Regions from separate parts of the Homo sapiens genome. Here region 2 is linked to region 1. The links are chromatin loops, found by intact Hi-C in ENCODE. Cell type or tissue: ovary. All regions are shown on one strand. Each heading gives the region's core, and the rest is flanking DNA. Links, peaks and the distances in the headings are about the cores only. Region 1 has its middle 14 kb from the start of MIMT1. Region 2 has its middle 77 kb from the start of MIMT1.

Region 1 (5,377 bases), core at 261-5,260:
ATCACATCTTGTGGCTCCCACAATTCCCAAGTGCTGTGGGAGGGACCCAGTGGGAGATAGCTGAATCTTGGGGGCAGGTCTTTCCCATGCTGTTCTCATGATGGTAAATAAGTCTCACAAGATCTGATGGTTTTGAAAATGGTAGTTTCTCTGCACAAGTTCTCTTTGCCTGCCACCATCCACATAAGACTTGACTTGTTCCTCCTTGCCTTCTGACATGATTGTGAGGCCTCCCCAGCCATGTGGAACTGTAAGTCCATTAAACCTCTTTTTCTTCCCAGTCTTGGGTATGTCTTTATCAGCAGCTTGAAAACAGACTAATACAATAAATTGTACCACTAGAGTGGGGCGCTGAAGAGATACCCAAAGATGTGAAAGCAACTTTGGAACTAGGTTAACAGGCAGAGGTTGGAATAGTTTGGAGGGATCAGAAGAAGACAGGAAAATGTGGGAAAGTTTGGAACTTCCTAGAGACTTGTTGAATGGCTTTGAAAAAAATGCTGGTAAGTGATATGAACAATAAGGTCCAGGCTGAGGTGGTCTCAGATGGAGATGAGGAACATGTTGGCAACTGGAGCAAAAGTGACTCTTCTTATGTTTTAGCAAAGAGACTGGCAGAATTTTGTCCCTGCCCCAGAGACCTGTAGAACTTTGAACTTGAAAGAGATGATTTAGGGCATCTGGCGGAAGAATTTTCTAAGCAGCAAAGCATTCAAGAGGTGACTTGGGTGCTGTTAAAGGCATTCAGTTTTATAAGGGAAGCAGAGCACAGGGAATGCTTCCAGTTTTTGCCCATTCAGTATGATATTGGCTGTGGGTTTGTCATAGATAGCTCTTATTATTTTGAGATACGTCCCATCAATACCTAATTTATTGAGAGCTTTTTAGCATGAAGGTTGTTGAATTTTATCAAAGGCCTTTTCTGCATCTATTGAGATAATCATATGGTTTTTGTTGTTGGTTCTGTTTATATGCTGGATTATGTTTACTGATTTGCATATGTTGAACCAGCCTTGCATCCCAGGGATGAAGCACACTTGATCATGGTGGATAAGCTTCTTGATGTGCTGCTGGATTCGGTTTGCTAGTATTTTATTAAGGATTTTTGCATCAATGTTCATCAGGGATATTGGTCTAAAATTCTCTTTTTTTGTTGTGTCTCTGCCAGGCTTTGGTATCAGGATGATGCTGGCCTCATAAAATGAGTTAGGGAGGATTCCCTCTTTTTCTATTGATTGGAATAGTTTCAGAAGGAATGGTACCAGCTCCTCCTTGTACCTCTGGTAGAATTCGGCTGTGAATCTGTCTGGTCCTGGACTTTTTTTGGTTGGTAAGCTATTAATTATTGCCTCAATTTCAGAGCCTGTTATTGGTCTATTCAGAGATTCAACTTCTTCCTGGTTTAATCTTGGGAGGGTGTATGTGTTGAGGAATTTATCCATTTCTTCTAGATTTTCTAGTTTATTTACGTAGAGGTGTTTATAGTATTCTCTGATGGTAGTTTGTATTTCTTTGGGATCGGTGGTGATATCCCCTTTATCATTTTTTATTGCATCTATTTGATTCTTCTCTCTTTTCTTCTTTATTAGTCTTGCTAGCGGTCTATCAGTTTTGTTGATCTTTTCAAAAAACCAGCTCCTGGATAAAAGTTCGAAAAATTTGCAGCCTGACAATGCGATAGAAAAGAAAATCCCATTTTCTGAGGAGAAATTCAAGCCTGCTGCAGAAATGTGCATAAGTAAGGAGGAGCCAAATTTTAATCCTCAAGACAATGGGGAAAATGTCTCCAGGGCATATCAGAGGTCTTCACAGCAGCCCCTCCCATCACAGGCCTGGAGGCATAGGAAGAAAAAATGGTTTTGGGGGCTGCGCCCAGGGTCCCCGTGCTGTGTGCAGCCTAGGCACTTGGTGTCCTGCATCCCAGCTGCTCTAGCCATGACTAAAAAGGGCCAAGACACAGCTTGGCCCATGGCTTCAGAGAGTACAAGTCCCAAGCCTTGGCAGCTTCCACGTAGTGTTGAGCCTGCGGGTGCACAGAAGTCAAGAATTGAGGTTTGGGAACCTCCACCTAGATTTCAGAGGATGTACGGAAACACCTGAATGTCCAGGCAGAAGTCTGCTGCAGGGGTAGGGCTCTCATGGAGAACCTCTGCTAGGGCAGTGCAGATGGGAAATGTGGGGTCAGAGCCCCCAAACAGAGTCCCTACTGGGGCACTGCCTAGTGGAGCTGTGAGAAGAGGGCCACCATCCTCCAGACCCTAGAATGGTAGATCCACCTACAGCTTGCACTGGGCACCTGGCAAAGCTGCAGACACTCAATGCCAGCCCATGAAAGCAGCCTGGAGGGAGGATGTACCCTGGCAAAGCCACAGGGGCAGAGCTGCCCAAGACCATGGGAACCCACCTCTTACATCAGCATGACCTGGATGTGAGACATGGAGCCAAAGAAGATCATTTTGGAACTTTAAGATTTGATTGCCCAGCTGGATTTTGGACTTGCATGGGCCCTGTAGCCCCTTTGTTTTGGCCATTTCTCCCATTTGGAACAGCTATATTTACCCAATACCTGTACCCCCATTGTGTCTAGGAAGTAACTAGCTTGCTTTTGATTTTACAGGCTCATAGGCAGAAGGGACTTGCCTTGTCTCATATGAGACTTTGGACTGTGGACTTCTGAGTTAATCCTGATATGAGTGAAGACTTTAGGGGACTGTTTGGATGGCATGATTGGTTTTAAAATGTGAAAACATGAGATTTGGGAGGGGCCAGGGGAGGAATGATGTGGTTTGGCTCTGTGTCCCCATCCAAATTTCATCCTGTGGCTCCCATAATTCCCACGTGCTGTGGGAGGGACTCAGTGGGAGATAGCTGAATCATGGGGGTGGGTCTTTCCTGTGCTGTTCTCATGATGGTGTATAAGTCTCATGAGATCTGATGGTTTTGAAAATGGTAGTTTCCTTGCACAAGCTCTCTTTCTTTGGTGCCATCCATGTAAGACTTGACTTGCTCCTCCTTGCCTTCTGCCATGACTGTGAGGCCCCCCAGCCATGTGGAACAGTAAGTCCGTTAAACCTCTTTTTCTTCCCAGTCTTGGGTATGTCTTTATCAGCAGTGTGAAATTGGACTAATACAGGTACTGAAATCCTCTGACTTTATTTCTAGGTGTTTGTTTGTTTGTTTGTTTTTGAGACAGAGTCTCACTCTGTAGCACAGGCTGGAGTGTAGTAGCATGATCTCGGCTCACTGCAACCTCTGCCTCCCGGATCCCGGTTAAGCAATTCTCCTGCCTCAGCCTCCTGAGTAGCTGGGATTACAGGCGCGTGCTGGAGATGGCATGGTGGGGTTCCACCATGTTGGAACCCCATGAGACTTTGGACTGTGGACTTCTGAGTTAATCCTGATATGAGTGAAGACTTTAGGGGACTGTTTGGATGGCATGATTGGTTTTAAAATGTGAAAACATGAGATTTGGGAGGGGCCAGGGGAGGAATGATGTGGTTTGGCTCTGTGTCCCCATCCAAATTTCATCCTGATGGGGTTCCACCATGTTGGCCAGGCTGGTCTCGAACTCCTGACCTAGTTATCCGCCCACCTCAGCCTCCCAAAGTGCTGGGATTACCGGCATGAGCCACCACACCCGGCCATATTTCTAGTTTTTAAAATACCTAAAACTATACATATTGATAGGTATAAGCCACATAAGCAAAAGTTCTTTAGGGTCCTCATTTTCATGAGTGTAAATGGGTTTTGAGACCAAAAAGCTTGAGAATCTCTGGTCTACAGTAAATCTGTAACAGTCTGGGTTATTTGAGCAGATTGGATGGAAATCTGTCTTTTTCACTATTATGATCTCAAGGCCTAGCACAAAGCTTAATACACAGAAGTCTCTCGATAAATGATTATTCAGCTATTGTTTCAGCAAATATTTGAGTACCTACTATCTTATTAGGTTGGTCAAAAGTAATAGTGGTTTTCGCAATTACTTTTAATATAAGACCCAATGCTAGGTCAACTTCATGGTTCATTGTAAATCAAATTGAAATGGCCCCTGCCATAACTTATTTATTTAATATGTCTTCAGAGTTTCAGTCCAGCTGGGAAGAGACATTCAATAAACCTTTAAAGATTATGGTAAATGCTTTAAACAAACAAACAAACAAAAAACCCAGGATGCCGAAATGAGGATGGTTATGTTTGTATGGTAGATACAGAATAGTCAGGGATCTCTGAGGAAGAGAAACTAAGACTAAATTTTGAAAAAGCCAGCCTGGGGAAGAAGAAGGGAAGAACATTTCAAAAAGACAAAACAGGCAGGGCGTGGTGACTCACGCCTGTAATCCCAGCACTTTGGGAGGCTGAGGCGGAGGATCACTCGAGGTCAGGAGCTTGAGACCAGCCTGGCCAACATGGTGAAACCCCGTCTCTACTAAATATACATAAATTAGCCAGGCATGGTAGTGCATACCTGTAATCCCAGCTACTACTCGGGAGGCTGAGGTGGGGGAATCGCTTGAACCCAGGAGGCAGAGGTTGCAGTGAGCCGAGATCGCACCACTTAACTCCAGCCTGAGCAACAGAGCGAGACTCCATCTCAAAACATAAAAAAATAAAAAGAACAAAACAGCAATATACAAAGATAATAAAGGAAAAAAAACAGAAAAGACATCAGAGTGGCTAGAGGATAATGAGGGGTGTAAAATGAGGTTGTACAGGTATTCAAAAGCCAGCTCTTTTGGAACTGTAGATTAAGAGGAAGATCTTGAACTTAATCCTAAATGTAATGGAGGCCATTAAAGATTTTTAAATAAGGCCTGACACAGTGCATTTTAAGATGATTCATGTTGCTCTGTGGAGAACTAGGGGACTAGAGATACTTAACAGAGGAAGCAGGAAGACCAGTTAAGGGGCAGCAAAGGATGGCAGGGCTCCAAACTAGTATGGTGGCAGTAGAGATACGCAGAAGTGAACAAATACAAGATGTACTTTGGAAACAATATAGAGAAATCTTGCTGATGATTTGTGTATGTGTGGCAAAGAAAAAAGAATCAGAAATGAGTTCCACATTTCTGGTTTGGACAACTGGGTGCACAGGAGTGTTATTTGGTGAGTAACTGAGACACAGGTTTCAGGGTAAGAGCATAACATCAAAAGCTATGTGGGACATGTAATATTTAAAATGCTTACACTAAAGCAAGTGGAGACACTGAGCAGGGATTCTGGAGAGGTCTCTGCCAGGGCTCTGAAGTCCTCCACACATAGCTGATTTGTTGCATGGTCAGATTAAAATAAACACTACTTTACAAGATAAATAAATAAACCAGTTCTTAAGTATTTCGAATTCATGTGTATATATTCGGTGCTGCTGGATAAATATCTT
Region 2 (5,377 bases), core at 239-5,238, 63 kb after region 1:
CAAAACACATACACAATAAGTACATCTAATTTTTGTTTGTCAATTTAAAAATAAAATGTTAAAGAAAAATATGCCATAAAACAGAACAGAATGTAATATCATCTAATATGTGACATGATGATATGATACGGTCATGTGTTATGCAATGCAGTAATGTGTAATATGGTTTAGAATAATACAGTGACCTGGCCAGGCATGGTGGCTCACGCCTGTAATCCCAGCACTTTGGGAGGCCGAGGCAGGCAGATCATGAGGTCAAGAGATCGAGACCATCCTGGCCAACATGGTGAAACCCTGTCTCTACTAAAAACACAAAAATTAGCCAGGCATGGTGGCGTGCACCTGTAGTGCCAGCTACGCAGTAGGCTGAGGCAGAAGAATTGATTGAACCTGGGAGGCGGAGGTTGCAGTGAGCCAAGATCAGGCCACTGCACTCCAGCCTGGGAGACAGAGTGAGACACCATCTCAAAAATAAATAAATAAATACAATAGAGTGACCTAATGTAATTTGTTGGGTGGTGGAAAGAGTAGAGCAGGTGGAGGGAGTGGGGAGTAGTGCAGAGGCGGCTGATGTGGTCAGCTGATGTAGTCAGGAAGGCTCCTCCAAGCAGGGGACAACTGCCCCAAGACCCGAAGGATGTACTCATTCTACCACAGCAAGATTCTGGGGGAACTGCAGAGGGAACCGGAAGGGCACAGTCTCCCTGCAGAGGCACAGAACATGCTCAGGGAATGGAGGGAAGCTTGGTGTGGTGGGAATGGAGTGAACAAAGGGGAGATGGGAGAAGGTAAGAGTAGGCTGAAGAAGAGCAATGGATCTCATGGGACCTCATGGGACCTCGCAGGCACAAGGGAGCCGTCTGGATCTTGTTCCCAGCACGATGAGACCCTTGGATCTTCTTCAATGTTGTGACGTCTGGTTTCTGGATCTGGTTGCCCCTGATCCTCAGTGTCCCTTGGTTTGCAGCCACAGGGCTCCAAGCTCTGCCTCTAACATCACAAGGCATGCTCCTCCCTGCATCTCTGCGTGTCCTCTTCTCTTCTTATTGGGACACGAGTTATTGGATGTGGGACCTTCCCTCATCTGCTGTGACCTCATCTAAAATAATGATATCTGCAAAAATTCGATTTCCAAATGAGGCCACATTCTGTTCTGAGTGGACATGAATTTCGGGGGACCCCGTTCCACCTAGTACAGCTAGGAATTGGCATGGGCTGGACGGAGTGAGTGTGGGTAGAAGTGAGAAAATGCTCACTGACATGGAAGGAAAACCCAGAGAGTTTGGGATGTGCAAACCAAACGAGGAAAGATTTTAGCAGAGAGGACGAGGTCTAAGTTGTCATGTGTGGTCAACAATTGGATCTGATGAAGACTAAGGACTGGATTGTTTCTGGCAAAGTGGAGAATCCTGGGGAACTTGACAAGAGTAGGTCAGTGTGGGTTGGGAATGGAAGCCAGATACCCATGGGCTCGGGAGAGAGGGAGGGGAGAGAGTTGAGGGGAAGGAGCAGAGAGATGCCTTGGATGTGTTTTGCCTATGAAGGGGCAGTGGCTAGGGAGGAACTTAAGATCTAAAAAGCATTTGTTTTTTTAAGATGGAAGACAACACAGTATGTGGGAATGTTGATGGGAAGATCTCATGCAGAGAAGGAAATAGATCGGTTGATGCCAGCAAGAGAAGATGACAAACTGACTTTCCGATGAGCCACAAGTGATGGGATGCGCTGTTCAGGGGGAGGAGTTGGAAAGAGGATTTGCCAAATGGACAATTTGCCAAATTATGGATCCACTGTAAATGAATTTCTACTAAATATTTGTAAACATTACACAAAATCATGCCACCATGGGATGGTGTTAATGGACTTCAAGGGTAACTCTTCTCTTTCTTTTCTTTTCCTTTCCTTTCTTCCTCCCTCTCTCCCTCCCTTCCTTCCTTCCTTTCCCTTCCTTCCTTCCTTTCTTTCCCTTCCTTCCTTCCTTTCCCTTCCTTCCTTCCTTCCTTCCTTCCTTTCCTTTCCCTTCCTTCCTTCCTTTTCCTCCATTCCTTCCTTCCTTTCCCTCCCTTCCCCTCTTTCTGTCTTTCTCTCTTTCTTTTTTCCAAGACAGAGTCTTGCTCTGTTCCTCAGGCTGGAGTGCAGTGGTACGATCATGGCTCCTGCAGCCTCCACCTCCTGGGCTCAAGCAATCCTTCCACCTCAGCCTCCCCAGTAGCTGGGATCACAGTTGCACACCACCACGCCCAGCAATTTTTTGTAGAGATGGGGTTTCTCCATGTTGCCCAGACTGATCTTGAACTCCTGGGCTCAAGCAATCCTCCTGCCTCAGCTTCCCAAAGTGCTGGGATTACAGGTGTGAGTCACTGCACCCAGCCAGCTTTGATGTTTTAGTTTCATTTCAGCTGAAATTAAATTTGGTTTCACTGTAGATTTTGTTTCACTTTGGCAGATTTATCTCAGCTCTGTAGCTGATTTGCAAATCAGGCTCAAAGACGCATCAGATTTAGGTGTAATTCTCATTATAGGCACTGAGCATTTCTCAGATGTCTTACCCATGTTGAAAACATTTGTGTGATCACACTGGGTAACATATCTGTTAAGAGAATTTCAAAAGACAGGAGTGAAAATGAGTTGGATAATAGAAACCTGTTCTACCTTTTGTATTACGCTTGGTGGAAGCATCCCGAAATTCTCATTTTAAATATAAAAATCCTCAGAACACACTGAACTTCAGTTTGGCTACAATGAAGCAGCTACAGCCAATGTAAAGCTAAACTAAAATCTGCCAAAAAAATGAAACGAAAACTTCAAGTCAGATCATTTAAACAGCACAGAAGTTTCCAGGAACTCCCTTACAATTGGGATCGCTGTAGCTGTCACAAGGAGTTAAAGGAAACATGCTTCTGTCGCTGTTAACTAGCTGCATCCGGTGAATTGGGCAAATTTGGCCATTCAGGGAATTAACCATCCACAAAAGTAAATAAATAAATAAATAAAATAAGCCAGTCATTTGAAGAACTGATTTTCAGGGAATTTATTTAGCGTTGGTAATGTCTAAAAGTTACATGTGTGGTTGTTGGTTTTATGATTATCTTTAATGCATTCCGATGTATATTTATATATACGATCTTCTCCATGCCTGACATATTTCACGGTAAGATAAAGAAATTCCCGTGGCTTATAAGGAATGGAGACTGAATTTGAATTCAAGTTGTTTAGAAAGAAATGGATGAGCACTGAACCCACATATTTGAATTTTTTAAAAGTCCAGCTGACAGATGTTGAATCAGCTTATCCCCCTGCTGGAGAATTTTGCCCCAAGGTAAAAGCAAGCTTTGATTTCAGCACCGTATGCATCGCAGTGAAGTTGGGCAAATGAATGGTGTCTTCCATACACAGCACTACGTGTTTGGCATACGGAATCCCTCCCTTGCCCAGCAGTAAACAGACTTGAATACACCATCTGTTTGCACACCAACTGTTTGCAAGGAAATTTTTTTTCCTTTTCTTTTTTTCTCTGTGAAGTTAATGTTGTGACAACTTTATATTTTCTTTTTTTAAAAAAACAGAAATCTGTGTTTGTGTTTACTTAGACCTGGGCTACCTTAGATGGTTCTCAGGCTCACTTATACACTTTCATGTGTTCCATTAAAAAATGTGATCGCTTTCTTTTTCTTCTGATTTTGGTTGCAAAGGCTAAGAACTTTCAGAACAGAATTTTGTTTTTGTCTTTAATACGGAGACGTTTCGTGTTGTTCTCTGGTTTTTCAGATGGGTGGACACAGAAAAGACAACTAATACCCTGAAATTGGTTGAAACTTGATTATTCATTCTTAAAGTCTGATAATTATAACTGTCCAGTAACTTGATAATTCCAGTTCTGTTTTCCTGTTTAGAACCTCTACTTTCTTATTTGAGAAAAAATGTTTGAGGATGTTATCTCAGTATGTGTTTACTTATCTTAGTACACATTCCCTTGAACTTTTCGCTTATCATGACCATTGAAATATCTTGGAACATCAGTGTTAGAAAAGCAGGAAGAACGTGGGAAACTCCCCCTGTGTGCACGGTGGGCCCCTCTATGAATTGCACCAGACAAATTCCAAACAAAGTGATGGAGAAAATCCCCCAAGAAAATTAGCAGTCTTTTTTATTCAAACTTTTTTATTCAAACTTTTTGTTGTACTGTGTCAACAGCTCTCTGGAGACCACCGTGTGCCCCTCCTGTTCCACAGCCACCCCAAAGCAACTGTTAAAGATGTTTTGTGGGCTGGGCACAGTGGCTCACACCTGTAATCTCAACACTTTGGGAGGCGGAGGCGAGCAGATCACCTGAGGTCAGGAGATTGAGACTAGCCTGGCCGACATGGTGAAACCCTGTCTCTATTAAAAATACAATAATTAGCTGGTTGTGGTGGCAGGCACCTGTAATCCCAGCTACTCAGGAGGCTGAGACAGGAGAATCGCTTGAATCCAGGATGCGGAGGTTGCAATGAGCTGAGATTGCACTCCAGCCTAGGCAACAAGAGTGAAACTCTGTCTCAAAAAAAGAAGAAGAAGAAAAGGAGGAGGAGGAGGAGGAGAAAGAAGAAGAAGAGGAAGAGGGAGAGGGAGAGGGAGAAGGAGATGGAGAAGGAGAAGAAGAAGAAGGAAGACGAAGAAGAAGAAGGAGAAGAAGAGCAGCTACCTTGACAGGGACGTCCACCTTGGAAGGTGACATGCTCTGGGTGAAAAGGAAAGTTGGTTTTATTCCAGAAGTGGCACCCCTGGGGAGGCGGTGAACAGTGGAGGCGTGTTCCAAGACCACCTCTCCACGTGTGCCTCCGGATCAGGGAAATTAGGGGAGCTTAAATGATGGTCAAAGTGCTTTTGGGAAACGTGCACGGGCTCAGGCGGACAGTTAATCGCGGCTTCCTTGGTCAATGTCCCTGGCCTTCTGCAGGAATGCTCAAGCTGTTCTTATCAGGGCGGTCAGCACATTCCCAGGGTGGCTGGTCAGCTGCTCTCTCTTTTATCTCTGTTGAAGGCCTTGTTCTCCGGAGGCTGTTTTTAATAAAGAAGCTACAAACTCGAGCAAAGCAAGGATTCTATGCAAGCAAGCAAGCAAGCTTTTCTCTAACACGGAGTCAGTACTGTGACACAACTTCACTGTCTTCATCCTGTCCAACTCCTCACCTTGGAAAGCCTCCCCTGCACCCCCATTGTTTAAAACAACCACAAAACCCTCTGCACAGCTTTCTTCCCCGAGTCCTCCTGGTGATTCTGCACCTCCTGGGTCTTCTCATTCACTGAACTGAGTGGGTTCCTTCTCAAAACCTGACCTTTAAATACAGACGTTTCTGAAGGACTCTGTCCGGGGCTCCTTCCCTTCCCTCTCCAC

What was found. Peaks named below come from ENCODE experiments on the same cell type or tissue, not always from the same donor. Only the 100,000 strongest peaks of a DNase experiment are listed, where the experiment ranks them.
Region 2: it touches region 1 in a loop (2.1-fold over the local background); 2 of 110 quality-filtered maps call a loop at or near these places.

What each region holds. Positions count from the first base shown.
Region 1 is chr19:56,851,820-56,857,196 of GRCh38, forward strand. No RefSeq gene overlaps it. Among named protein-coding and RNA genes, the nearest start is that of MIMT1, 14 kb to the left of the region's middle. In ovary, for the core only: no CTCF peak of the experiment used is centred there; no DNase peak of the experiment used is centred there.
Region 2 is chr19:56,914,856-56,920,232 of GRCh38, forward strand. No RefSeq gene overlaps it. Among named protein-coding and RNA genes, the nearest start is that of MIMT1, 77 kb to the left of the region's middle. In ovary, for the core only: a CTCF peak has its summit at 3,312; a DNase peak (open chromatin) is centred at 4,969; H3K4me3 peaks cover 871 bases; H3K27ac peaks cover 3,139 bases.